Linked DNA regions of Homo sapiens: regions 1 and 2 are each linked to region 3. Evidence: chromatin contacts called from ENCODE Hi-C or POLR2A ChIA-PET data. All regions are on one chromosome and are shown on one strand. Each heading gives the region's core, a stretch centred on a gene start or an enhancer-like site at or near the end of the contact. The rest is flanking DNA. Distances are from core to core; before and after follow the strand shown.

What was found. A loop is a pair of places that touch in the nucleus more often than their neighbours do. ChIA-PET counts read pairs that join two places held with the same protein, here RNA polymerase II (POLR2A). Pooled maps may share reads with other maps.
Region 1: a pooled map shows a loop between it and region 3 (1.9-fold over the local background). The contact joins the promoter of OR2A25 here to the promoter of OR6B1 in region 3. A Hi-C loop is called at or near these places in 3 of 50 pooled maps. POLR2A ChIA-PET finds 5 or more read pairs at or near these places in 2 of 52 experiments (activated CD4-positive, alpha-beta memory T cell and activated T-cell).
Region 2: a map of ovary shows a loop between it and region 3 (2.8-fold over the local background). The contact joins the promoter of TCAF1 here to the promoter of OR6B1 in region 3. A Hi-C loop is called at or near these places in 6 of 168 maps with a recorded cell type or tissue (aorta, chondrocyte, heart right ventricle and 2 more) and 3 of 50 pooled maps. POLR2A ChIA-PET finds 5 or more read pairs at or near these places in 8 of 52 experiments (Caco-2, HEK293, HepG2 and 5 more).

The regions. Positions count from the first base shown.
Region 1 is chr7:144,067,178-144,071,356 of GRCh38, forward strand. OR2A25 (olfactory receptor family 2 subfamily A member 25) reads left to right here and starts at 2,634. Exons shown (of 2, transcript NM_001386096.1): 1 at 2,634-2,719.
Region 2 is chr7:143,900,138-143,904,365 of GRCh38, forward strand. TCAF1 (TRPM8 channel associated factor 1) reads right to left here and starts at 2,039. Exons shown (of 9, transcript NM_014719.3): 1 at 1,824-2,039. It overlaps LOC105375549 (a long non-coding RNA gene), which reads left to right. Exons shown (of 3, transcript XR_007060574.1): 3 at 1-1,816. RefSeq lists enhancers at 1,007-1,544, 1,220-1,269 and a silencer at 2,060-2,199.
Region 3 is chr7:143,998,452-144,002,357 of GRCh38, forward strand. It overlaps OR6B1 (olfactory receptor family 6 subfamily B member 1), which reads left to right and starts at 1,869. Exons shown (of 2, transcript NM_001005281.3): 1 at 1,869-2,199.

The DNA of each region.
Region 1 (4,179 bases), core at 1,384-3,883, 69 kb after region 3:
CCCAAATGCTTACAGCCAACTGATCTTCAACCAAGCAAACAAAAACATAAAGTGGGGAAAGGACACCCTTTTCAACAAATGGTGCTGGGATAATTGGCTAGCCACACGTAGTATAATGAAACTGGATACTCATCACTTATACAAAAAATCAACACAAGATAGATTAAGGACTTAAATCTAAGACCTGAAACTGTAAAAATTCTAGAAGAAAACATTGGAAAACCCTTCTAGACATTATCTTATGCAAAGATTTCATGACCAAAAACCCAAAAGTAAATGCAATAAAAACAAAGGTAAATATTTGGACTTAATCAAACTAAAGAGCTTTTGCATGGCAAAAGAAACAGTCAGCAGAGTAAACAGACAACCCACAGAGTGGGAGAAAATCTTCACAATCTATACATCTGACAGAGGACAAATATTCAGAATCTACAACAAACTCAAACAAATCAGTAAGAAAAAACACACAATTCCATCAAAAAGTGGGATAAGAACATGAATAGACAAGTCTCAAAAGAAGACATACAAATCGCCAACAAACGTGAAAAAATCTTCAACATCACTAATGATCAGGGAACTGCAAATCAAAACCACAATGTGATACCACCTTACTCCTGCAAGACTGGCTATAATAAAAAACTCAAAAAACAGTAGATGTTGGCATGGATGCGGTGACCAAGGAACACTTCTACACTGCTGTGAATGTAAACTAGTACAGCCACTATGGAAAACAAGTGTGGAGATTCCTTAAAGAACTAAAAGTAGAACTACCATTTGATCCAGCAATCCCATTACTGGGTATCTGCCCAGAGGAAAAGAGGTCATTATATGTAAAAGATACTTGCATATGCATGTTTACAGCAACATAGTTTGCAATTGCAAAATCGTGGAACCAACACAAATGCCCATCAATCAACGAGTGGATCAAGAAACTGTGTGTGTGTGTGTGTGTGTGTGTGTGTGTGTGTGTGTGTGTGCATATAAAATAGAATACTACTCAGCCATAAAAAGAAATGAATTAACGGCATTTGCAGTGACTTGGATGAAATTGGAAACTATTAATCTGATTGAGGTAACTCAGGAATGGAAAACTAAACATTTTATGTTCTCACTGATATATGGGAGCTAAGATATGAGGATGCAAAGGCATAAGAATGATACAATGGACTTTGGGGACTAGGGGGAAAGAGAGGGATGGGGACGAGGGATGAAAGACTACAAATAAGGCGCAGTGTATACTTCTCAGGTGATGGGTGCACCAAAATCTCACAGATCACTAAAAAACTTACCCATGTAACCAAATACCACCTGTACCCAAATGACTTATGGAAAAATAAAAAATATTTGGAAAATATTACTTACACTGCCTTATGTAGAAGTAGAAAATCCAAAACCTTAATGTTCAAAAAATTGAATTGGTTACCAGAATTTTCTTCTAATCAAAGAACACCATGCCATATAGTTTTAAAGACAAATTTTACCGATCCTTAAGGAACAGCTAATTTTCATACTATGTAAAACTTATTGAGAATAGACAAAAGAAGTACAGCAATCCAGCTTGCTTTATAGGGCTAGTATAACAATGATAACAAAACTAGAAAAGTACAGTAGAAGAAAAGTGATTTATTGAACAAATCTCAAAAATGAACATAAATGCAAATTAGCCTAAGTGTTAGTAAACCAAGTTCAGCATTGCTATTATCAAACAAAATACATCTTTTTCAGATAAAATATAATTTTAGGCAAAAAAATTATAAGACATATAGAAGGCTTTTATATTTATAAAATTAGAAATAGAAAAAGAAGAGATATAATTTATGAGTTTATATATTTAATAAATTGGACCGTGGACAACATATGGGTCACAGTGATTGTTTCTCTCCAGGCATTAGATGCCCTTGGGCATCAATATGAGGAAGCAGCATCTTTTCAGTATATGAGGACACAATCTGAACACCAATCACCAACAAGCCTCTTACTGAACAGGTCTGATGGGGAAAAGCACATTAAAACCTGCTACAGGTGAGCTCTCTCAAGGTTAAAATAATAGGTTTTTTTACTTTCTTAGTTGGCAGTCATAAACATTAAAAAAACTTTAATTTAGCAAATTACATCCTGCCTCCTTTATATTTAAGTATAAGAATGGATTTAGGTAAAAGACTAAAAGAAAAATTTAAAGCACAAAGACACCATCGGATTGTCTCAGCTGGATTTCCGGAAATTATAAAATAGGGTCAGTTCATTTTCATTTCTTCATTCTCAGAAGACAGAGAAAATAGTAATAGTCACAGACCTCAGGGATTATGGTCGTCCTCACTTCACCTCACACTCCCCTTGCATTCAAAATCACTAGAAATTAAAGAACAGGGATTGCTTCTTGGTAAGAACTGTCCTTGTTTGTGCTCCAGTTAAATCTTACAAAAAGGGTTCAACAAATCCCACTGGGATGCTTTATCCTTCTTTCTGATCCCTTAACATGTTGCCCACAGCTTCTATAGCTCTTGCTACCTGGTCCTACTTTGGGAATTGGATTCCTTGTGGAGATTTGATGGAAAAAATTACAGAATATATGTTCGGGTTGCACAGAAGATAAAACTCAGTCAAAATGGGATGGGAATACTATATGGGTTCCACCTGCCCTGAAACAAGTGATTCTATTTGGAAGGTTGAATCTATATGAGTTCCACCTGCCCTAAAAACAAGTGAATCTATTTGGAAGGTTAGTAGGTGGGGATATTTTGGAGTTCCTGAAACTAAAATAAGCCTGGGGAATCTGTAATGTATGAAGAGGTCCTGGAAGTAATTGTATTCCTGCTTAAATTTCTGATCATGAATCCTACACTGACTGAAGAAAGTAACAGCAGCAACATCTTGACATCAACATCCTTCCAGAGAAAACCAGAGAGATAAGTACAGGGAGAGCCCTTTTCCCTAGGACAGGAGCAGATGGCAGTGTGCGTGATGGGTCTTTATCTCTCCACTGCAACACACTTTCATAGCATACTGAGGCATGGTTGATCTAAGCAGAGAATAACGTCATCTCTTCTGAGAGCTATCCAACCTCCACTGGGGCACTTTTTTCCCCCAATAATCTTTTTGGAATGAAAGAGTTTCAACACTAGCTTACAGATGCTTTTTACTAATTTGTGAAGCTTTACCTAACTCATATCCACCTTGTTTTCTCATTTTTAGTTGTTAATCCTGATGTAAAATGTAAGTTTTTATATTATCCAACCTTTATTTATTATACAATTTCAGAAGCACTGTAATAAAAAATCACAATGCAAACTGTAATTCTTACCTGTTAATGCCAAATTTCTGCTATTTACAGACTTAGCTACTAGACTAATTTAACATTTTTCTCTTTCAGATATACCTAATGTAGATAATTTATTTTGATGCTTTTGGTGTTGAATTTCTTGTTTAAATTGTAAGGTAAAATAGTTGTTTGTGGGGGGTTGCCTCATGTTTCTATTGCCTCATGAAATTAAGTAGTGGTTTTATAGAACAATGGGCCTAATTGACTGCAAACTAGATTTATGTTACATAAGAAGAAGAGTGACACAAAGGATTTGTTTTAAAATATGAAATTCATTTTTCTGAGCTATTTAAACATGAGAATTATCATATTTGTGAGTCCCTTTTTTCTAAATTTTTGTAGGTACATAGTAGGTGTATATATTTATGGGGTATATGAGATGTTTTGATACAGGCACGCAATGTGAAATAAGCACATCATAGGGAATGAGGCACCCAGACCCTCAAGCATTTACCCTCTAAGTTACAAAAAATCCAATTACATTCTTTAATGTGAATGTAATCCAATTACATTCTTTAATGTGAATGTAAAGAATTACATTCTTTAATTATTTTAAAATTACAATGAAGTTATTGACTATGGCCACCCTATTTTGCTAACAAATAATAGGTCTTATTCATTCTTTTTAATTTTTTTGTACCCATTAATGATCCCCACCTCCTCCCAATACCCCTGCTACCCTTCCCAGCCTCTAGTAACCATCCTTCTACTCTGTATGTCCATGAGTTCAATTGTTTTGATTTTTAGGTCCCGCAAATAAGTGGGAACATGTGATGTTTGTCTTTCTGTGCCTGGCTTATTTAATTTAACATAATGATTTCCATTTCCATCCATGTTGTTGCAAATGACTAGATCTCATT
Region 2 (4,228 bases), core at 789-3,288, 98 kb before region 3:
AGGGAAGCTCCCACACAAGTGTACTTGAATATTAGAGGACATGGGCAGGCTTTAAAGTGGCCCCGATAATCCCTGCCTCCAGGTGTTCATGTCCTTGTGTCACCCCCTTCCCTTCAGTGTGAGTTGGGCCTAGGGACTCACTTCTAATGAATATAAAATGGCAAAAATAATGGGATGTCGCTTCTGAGGTTACAGAAAGAATCTGACTTCTGTCTTTCTCTTTTTCTCTGTGGGAGCCTTCTCTCTGGGGGGAGTAAGCTGCCATGTTGCAACCATTCTTTATACAGAGGCCCATGTGGCAAAGAACTGATGTGTACAGCCAGGGTCAGTGAGGCCAATCGGCCTGCCAGCAGTCATGTGAGTAAGCCTGGGAGAGGTCCTCGACCCTACGCCTAGCCTTGAGATGACTGAGGCCCAGTCAATACCTTGATTGTTGATACAGCTTGTGAGAGACCCTGAGTCAGAGACTCCCAGCTAAGCCCCTCCTGGATTCCTGATCACAGAAACTGTAAGATAGGAGGTAACAGGACTTGTTTTGTTTGTTCGCTTTGGTTTGAAGCTGCTAGGTGTTGGGGTAATTTGTTACATAGCTTATAGATAAATCATACACCTCCAAAAGTAGAAACAATCCAATGTCCATCAGCAGTAGAATGGATAAATTATGTACATTTACACCTTAAATGACGAAAACGAAAATGGAAGGAAGCATGAAAGATGAATCTATAAAACTTAAGAATACGTACAGGATAATGTCATTAATATAATGTCATTATAATGAGAAAGCCAATACATATGTTTTAGGAATACACACACAAATATGGTAAAACTAAAAAGAAAAGCAAGGGATTCATTAAATTAAGACAAAAATCACGAAAGATGTCACATCTCAGAGAATGGAGGAGAATGGACCATGGGCATCAGTTGGGACTCATGGGCTTCTAAGGTACTGTGACGCCCTATTTCTTGACCCAAGGAGATGGTCAGGCATTCGTTTCATTATTTTTTAGACCATTCTGAGATATTTCATTTACTTTTTATTCAACATTTTAAAACAAAGTATTGAAACCAATTCATCAACAAATCACTAGTTTGGAGGATGAAAGTGATGGACCGATGGTTGGCTGGTCAGCTAGACAGACACATTCTGTCCTTTACGTCTAGTTCGAGCTGTACTTCTTCTAAATTTCCATGATTATCCAATTGGCAAAGATCTTTTTCTCCTGTACTTAAGGCCTTCTTCCGTTGCAGGTTGGGCCAAACTAGCGGCCAGCTCTCGGCTGTTTACCAGGGAACTGTATCACCCAGCACTTGCTGCTTCAGGCCAAATGCATTCCAGACTAACATTCAGCCTGAATCCCCGCGCCGCTCTCACCGCCACCCCTCCCCAGGTCCCTTCCCCCACCACAAACCCACACTGCGCCCGTGGGCGCCTAGAGCACTGGGGTGGATGAGAACTTCCACCTGGGCTTAACGGAGACAAGCTAGCCTAGAAGAATGCAAGCCCCCAGCTGGCGAGATCAAATCGCCTCGAGGGTTCCTGCTAGCTCAGATCTTAATGGCTCCTTGCGGAGCAAAAAACAAATCCTACGAAAATAGGGGGGGTCATCGCCTCCTGCCCAGCAGAGGGCATAACAATGCGGCGAGAATGAAATAGGCACCGAGCTGCAGAGAAAAATCATCAACGGGGTAGAGACGAAGGAAGGGATCCTCGGTGGAACGGCTCTATCACCTGGGGGCGCGCGCAGAGGCCGCAATCCACGCCCGGCCCTCCCCAGACGCTAAACGTCGCACCCCGCCCACCGCTCCCCGCCCCGGACACTAACCCGGGGCCCAGGCCTCGGTCACCGCGGGCCTCTCCTGGTCCAGAGTCTACGCTGAACCCCACTCACTGTTTGCCCCGCTGTTCCCTGCAGCGCGGGTTCGGGGCAGTAGCAACCTGCTAGGAGCGGGAGGCGGTTGTTCCCAGGAGGAAGCAGCTTCTCCGCCCAGGAGGCAAAGGGCAGCGGGCTCGAAACTACAGGACTTGGAAAGTCTTAGGCGGAGACTGCGGGGGTGGGGGGTGGTGAGGAGGGGCCTTCCAGGGAGCTGATTGGTCGACGCGGACGGGGGCGGGACTTGGCCGGCGCCGTCCCTCCCCTAGACCTCAGAGGCCCTGCCCGCAGATGTGGCGCCAAATCCCGGATGCAGGCCTAGGCGCCAGCCCAGGAATATAGGGAGCAAATTGTTAAGAACAAAACAAAACAAAACAAAAGTGAGAATACTTCTGAACAAGTGACGGCCTTGATAAATAGCGAGAGATGTTTATATAAAATAATACAGGACTATTTTTAAGGACGAGTGAAATCTATCGGTTCTAGCTATAGTTTTTAATTAAAAAAGCAAGTTGTATTAAAATGGAGAGTAGGATCTCTCTTTCCCCCTCCCCTCCCCTCCCCTCCCCTCCCCTCCCCTCCCCTCCCCTCCAGGGGGAGGGTCTGCTTCTGCCACCCAGGCTGGAGTGCAGTGGTGCCATCACAGCTCACTGCAGCTTCAACCTCCCAGGCTCAAGCGATCCTTCCACCTCAGAGGCTGGGACCACAAGTGCGCCGCCACCACGCCCAGCTAACTTTTTGATTTTTTGTTAGAGACAGGGTTTTACTTTGTTGCCCAGGCTGGTCTCGAACGCCAGGGCTCAAGTGATCCTCCCGCCTCGGCCTCCCAAAGTGCTGGGATCACAGGCCTGAGCCACTGCATCAGCTTTAGCATTACATTCGTGTATGAAGAAGACATGCTGCATGTGCTTCTATAAGAGGCGGGGCTAACGGTGGAGAAATTGTCTATTGATTCTTACCTTCACAACCACTGAATTGTTTTTTTTTAAACCAATACATTGTTTTTATAAGTTTAATAAAACAGTAAGGCGTTGAGAATGTTACTAACCAATCAACAGATGACAGATATTGGGCATGAGGGAGGAAAGAAAGAAAGGAGTAGCAGGGAAAAAGCCTGGACTTTGAAGCCACCACATCCTCTGCTTACAAGTTGGGCAGTGTATTCATTGCTAAGGCTGCTGTGATAAATTTTCACACATTTAGTGGCTTAAAACAACACAGATTTACTACTATCTTCCAGGACTGTAGGTCCTGGAAGTCCAGCACAGGTCTCACTGGGCTATCATCCAGGTGTAGGCAGGGATGTGTTTCTCTTTGCAGGATCTAGGGACAAATCTATTTTCCTTGCTTTTTCCAGCTTCCAGAGGCTCCCGCATTCCCTGGCTTGCAGCCCTTTCCTTCATCTTCAAAGTCAGCAATCTCATGGCTCCAGCCTCTGCTTCTGTGTCACATCTCCTTCTTTGAGTCTCCTGCTTCCTTCTTTCACTTAGAAGGACCTTGTGATTACATTGTGCCTATCCAGATAATCTAGATAATTTCCCATCTCAAGGTCAGCTAATTAGCAGCCTTCATTCTGTCTGCAACCTTAATTCTCCCTTGCCATGTAGCATTGCGTATCACAAATTCTGGGAATTAGGATCTGGACATCTGTATTAATCCATTTTCACACTGCAGATAAAGACATTCCCCAGACTGGGCAATTTACAAAAGAAAGAGGTTTAATTGGACTCACAGTTTCACGTGGTTGGGGAGGCCTCACAATCATGGCAGAAGGCAAGGAGAAGCAAGTCACATCTTATGTGGATGGCGGCAGGCAAAGAGACAGCTTGTTCAGGGAAACTGCCGTTTTTAAAACCATCGGATCTCCTGCGACCTCTCCACTATCATGAGAACGGTTGGGGAAAGACCCACCCCCATGATTCAATCATCTCCCACCAGATCCCTCCCATAACACGTGGGAATTATGGGAGCTGCAAGATGAGATTTGGGTGGGGGCACATAGCCAAACCATATCAACATCTTTAGGGAGCTATTTTTCTGCCTATCACAGAGGGCTTGTTAACTTCTATCTTAGTGTTTTCATCTGTAACATTGGGGATAATAATTGTCTCTACTTCATGGAATTTTTATGAAGATTAAATGACTTAATACAGATAAAGCTCTTAAAGCAGTGTCTGGCACATGGAAAACCCTATGTGAATGTTCACCATTACCAGAGAATGGACAGATCCTTCCAGACTTCTTCCATGATTTCCTTGGCCCTTGTCTCCTTTGCTCTTCAAATCTCCAAGTTGTGTGTTCTCTCCTCATTTCCCTGCAAATCTAGTCTCCCCTCAAAACTACATAGGCCTAGCCTG
Region 3 (3,906 bases), core at 619-3,118:
AGCTGTGAAGATAACAACCCACACTTCTGGCACAGATTTAACAATGTGCGTGAGAAAGAGCAATATGAACCTTATTCTCAAAGAAAACTGGTTACAATTTTCTAACCATTTGGAAGCCAACTAAAGGGCTTACCTTTGTGTTTCTTGAATGGAAGTTTTCCCAGGGCTGGGGTAGCTTCCTAGGTACCATTTGCTGAATGCAGTTAAAAGCAAAAGCATTGGTTGCAGCAGTCTTGGTCTAGGGATAAAAGTGGTAACAAGCAACAGACAGAAAAGATTGGGAAGAAAATAGGTTGGGGAAGAAGGTACATTGGAAAATAAGGGATTTTTTTATAACTCAGGTGTATGCCAGAAAACAAAGAAAGCCAGGTGTATATCCAGAGCAGAATGCATGCTCAGAAAAGGCCTGAGAAGGCCCTAAGATTTCACCTCTGAATGACCTTCAGGGTCTGCCCAATAACAATTGACAGCTAAAACCGAGTTGTAATGGCCAAAGTGTGGAGGTGTGCCCCAAACAGAACTAGTGTCAACCCCAACAGAGAACAATAATAAAGAATAAAATGCTCCTTATAATAAAAACAAACAACAACAAAAAAAGTGGACATAACAACAAATATACGTGGACTCCGAAAGAAGAAGGCAGATAGCCAAGGGACCTCAGGCACAACACACAGGTTCTTGGAGTTTCCCTATTGCCTCCCGTATGTATTGAACAGGAATCTGCAGAAGACTTCAACCTGAAACCAATTGGTATAGGAAAAAAAAAAAACTCCAAGGAAAGCCTGTACAGCTGAATTCTAGGATAAGATCGTGTCAACATGTCCCAGAATACAGCCAATGTTTATCTGCTAAATATCTCCATTCTAGAATTGCTTGTATAAAATGTTGACTCCAGGAGTCAAAAATGATTGTCACAGTAACTCACAGAATCTTCTCACAGTAGATGGACATTTTCTATCTTTGGAGGAGAAATGTGGTCCCCCTCAGTGACAACCATATCACAGCAGCTTAAAACCATGTTGAAAAATTGTGGTTAATATAAAATAATACATTTTAGAGAAGTCAGTTTTTCTGAGACTTGGAGATAAATCAAGGCCAGAGACTTGAAAGAGATGCCTTACTTTTATTTGCTACTACTTGGTTTTCATACTTCAGTCCTGTAAGAGAAATTGTACTGAAGGCTGCTTGCTTAATTACCATAAACATGTGTGGCTCTCCACACTGAACTGTTTATAACTTTTAATATATTCATCTACCATTGCATCAAATCACAGTGAATCTGATAGCTTTTCTTTGTGAGAGGGCAACTTAAGAGTTCTGCCGGCTACAGAAGAAGTGATTTTTAGTACACTAGAGCTTTGTACCAGAATGTGAACTATTGGTCAAATGGTACCCATGGGCAGCTGACAAAGTGACAATAATTCCATCAGGATAAATTTACTTAGTGAACAAGTTGACATAAGTATCTAAAACAAAAACTGTCATTTAAACTTGTACTAAAATGTACTAATATCAGTCTCCTTTGGGCATCAATATCACATTTGGAGCACTTGCATGATCATCCTGTTTCAAGTAAGCCAAAGATGGAAGAATATTCGAAAGTCTGTATATAGAGATTTCACTGCAGTACATTTTTCTCTTCATCTGTCAAAAAATATGGTTCTTTCCAAAGTGCGTGGTCATAAGTGGACCTTTTTTTCCTATGGAACTAATAACATATAAAACAATTAAGATCACCACAATGGGCAAATGGAAATTTCTCTTGGATCCCACAAGAGAACTGAACTGCCATTGTCAAGGTTCTTTTCTCTTGGGTCTTGGCAGATATGTAGGGAAAGTCTTGGTACTCTATAAAGCCCTCAGAATCCAAAGGTCTTCACAGCTCAGTGTGCCTAAAATCACTGCCATGTTCACCAGGAAGGTGATGGGCACCCTAGTCCCAGGGTGCTGGACGAAGCAGCCTCGTGCCACATCAGATGCAGATGTGGTCCTAGTGCCTAGGGCTCTCCTGTCATCTTATCCTGGCTTTCAGCTTGAAAGCAGTGGGGCAATCTGTACCCAGTCACTCTTTCTAGGTTTAGAAAGTGGGTTCCTCACATCTATTCAATACCTGAATCTTTTTCTTCTGCATCTTCCTATTTTAGAATTGGTGAAGGCTTTGTTTTCACATTTCATCCTATCAGAGGCTGCTGTGCCAAGGTAAGTGCTCCCTCTCAGAGCATTACTTTCTCACTATGCAGGCAGCCCTGTTTCAGGCTCCTACAGCGCAGCAACATTTAAACTCTAAAATGTTTAATGCCTCTCTGTTCTATCCACTCTCAATTCCTAGCAATCGGTCCGGATAATATTCTTGTCTCCTGAAATCTAAGTGCAGCCAGTTATGCAGTGAGCTGAGGGAGCAGGCTCCTCTTGCCACTTTGGAGACATCTCTCTGTGTGGGATCAAAAATTAGTGCCCCAGATTATGATCCCAAACTTTAGATCCCTACCATTGACCCGATGACCTGATATCCCTGTGCTGCAACCACCACATCTTCCTGGCAACTTGTTTCTGGTGGTGGCTACAAAAACTGCTGCTATCTTGGCAGGGGCGGAGGTTAAATGTTCATCAAATTCAAATTACTTGGAACCTACGTATGTATAGAACCCTGACAAAGTTGGGGAAAAGTGCATAGCAGCAGACATAAGAAACAAAGATGTTTGATTCTAGACCAGTGGTAAATCTGCTATGAGGGGTAACATGTTTGAGTATGCTTAATGGAGTAAAAACTATTATAAGTAAAAAGGCTGTACATATTTTGCAGTAAGGTGATACATAAAAATACCAGTATGCAATAATTAGTGCCAGTGCACCTTCATTCAGTTAATGAGAAATAAGGAATTCTTTGTTTTTCTTGTAGAGCTTCCTCTAGAAGTGAAAACTTATGTAACTTGTGAACAAGTATAGCTAAATATGTCCATCTTTGTTTCTTTGACAAATGTTATAAGCTAGAATGATTTTTCTCTTCTTTGTGTGTATCTTTAAGTGTATGCTATGAGGGTGCTTTCTAACGGGTCTATGAATCTCTGGTTTGGCAACCTTGTCCCATCCTAACCCATCCTCCCACATCAAAAACAAGAATATAATAAGAGGATGTTGTCATCCTGCTGACAAACAGTGATTACTTATTGTCTATACTTCAGGATAATTCTTAAATGCCTCACTATTCCATGATCTGGTCCGTGACAACAGAGTCTCTCTCTTTCTCTTTCCATCCATCTCTTTTCTGCTCATTCACTCACTCACAACTTGCCCACTCACGCAGCAATTATGAGTTGAGTTCCTGAAAATTTCAAACTGTTTCAGATCTCCGTGCCTTTGTTCACTCTGATTCATCTGCCAAAAATGCCTTTTCCTCCTCCTAATTTATATTTCAAAACATATCCAATCATTATTCTCAGATACATTTACCAAGCATTTCTATACATTCATTTCTGTTATGTGTGTCTGATTGAATATGTACTTGTATCATGTTGCTTTCTTTTTAACATTTGGGTTCATCTCTAATAGTCTCAGCTTATAATAAAATTTCAGCAGGATTAAAGAACACTTCCTAAAATAGTCAGGAATTTTAAATGTAAAATACATTGGTAAGTCCAAAATGTGATATTCTTCATCAGTGTGTTTCACTCTAGTGGTTAAGGACATGCCTTTGTAGTCGGACCTGGGCTTTATGATTCTGATTTTATCACTGTCTAACTTGGAAATATTATTTAATCTATCTAAACCACAGTGTCTTCTTTGAAATTAGAATAGCAATGTCTAATTAACATTATTTTGTGGATTAAATGGGATATTGCATGAAAAGAACTTCCCAGCACCTATTAAATACTCAATAAATTATTATTAGAAGATTTTCTGAACTGA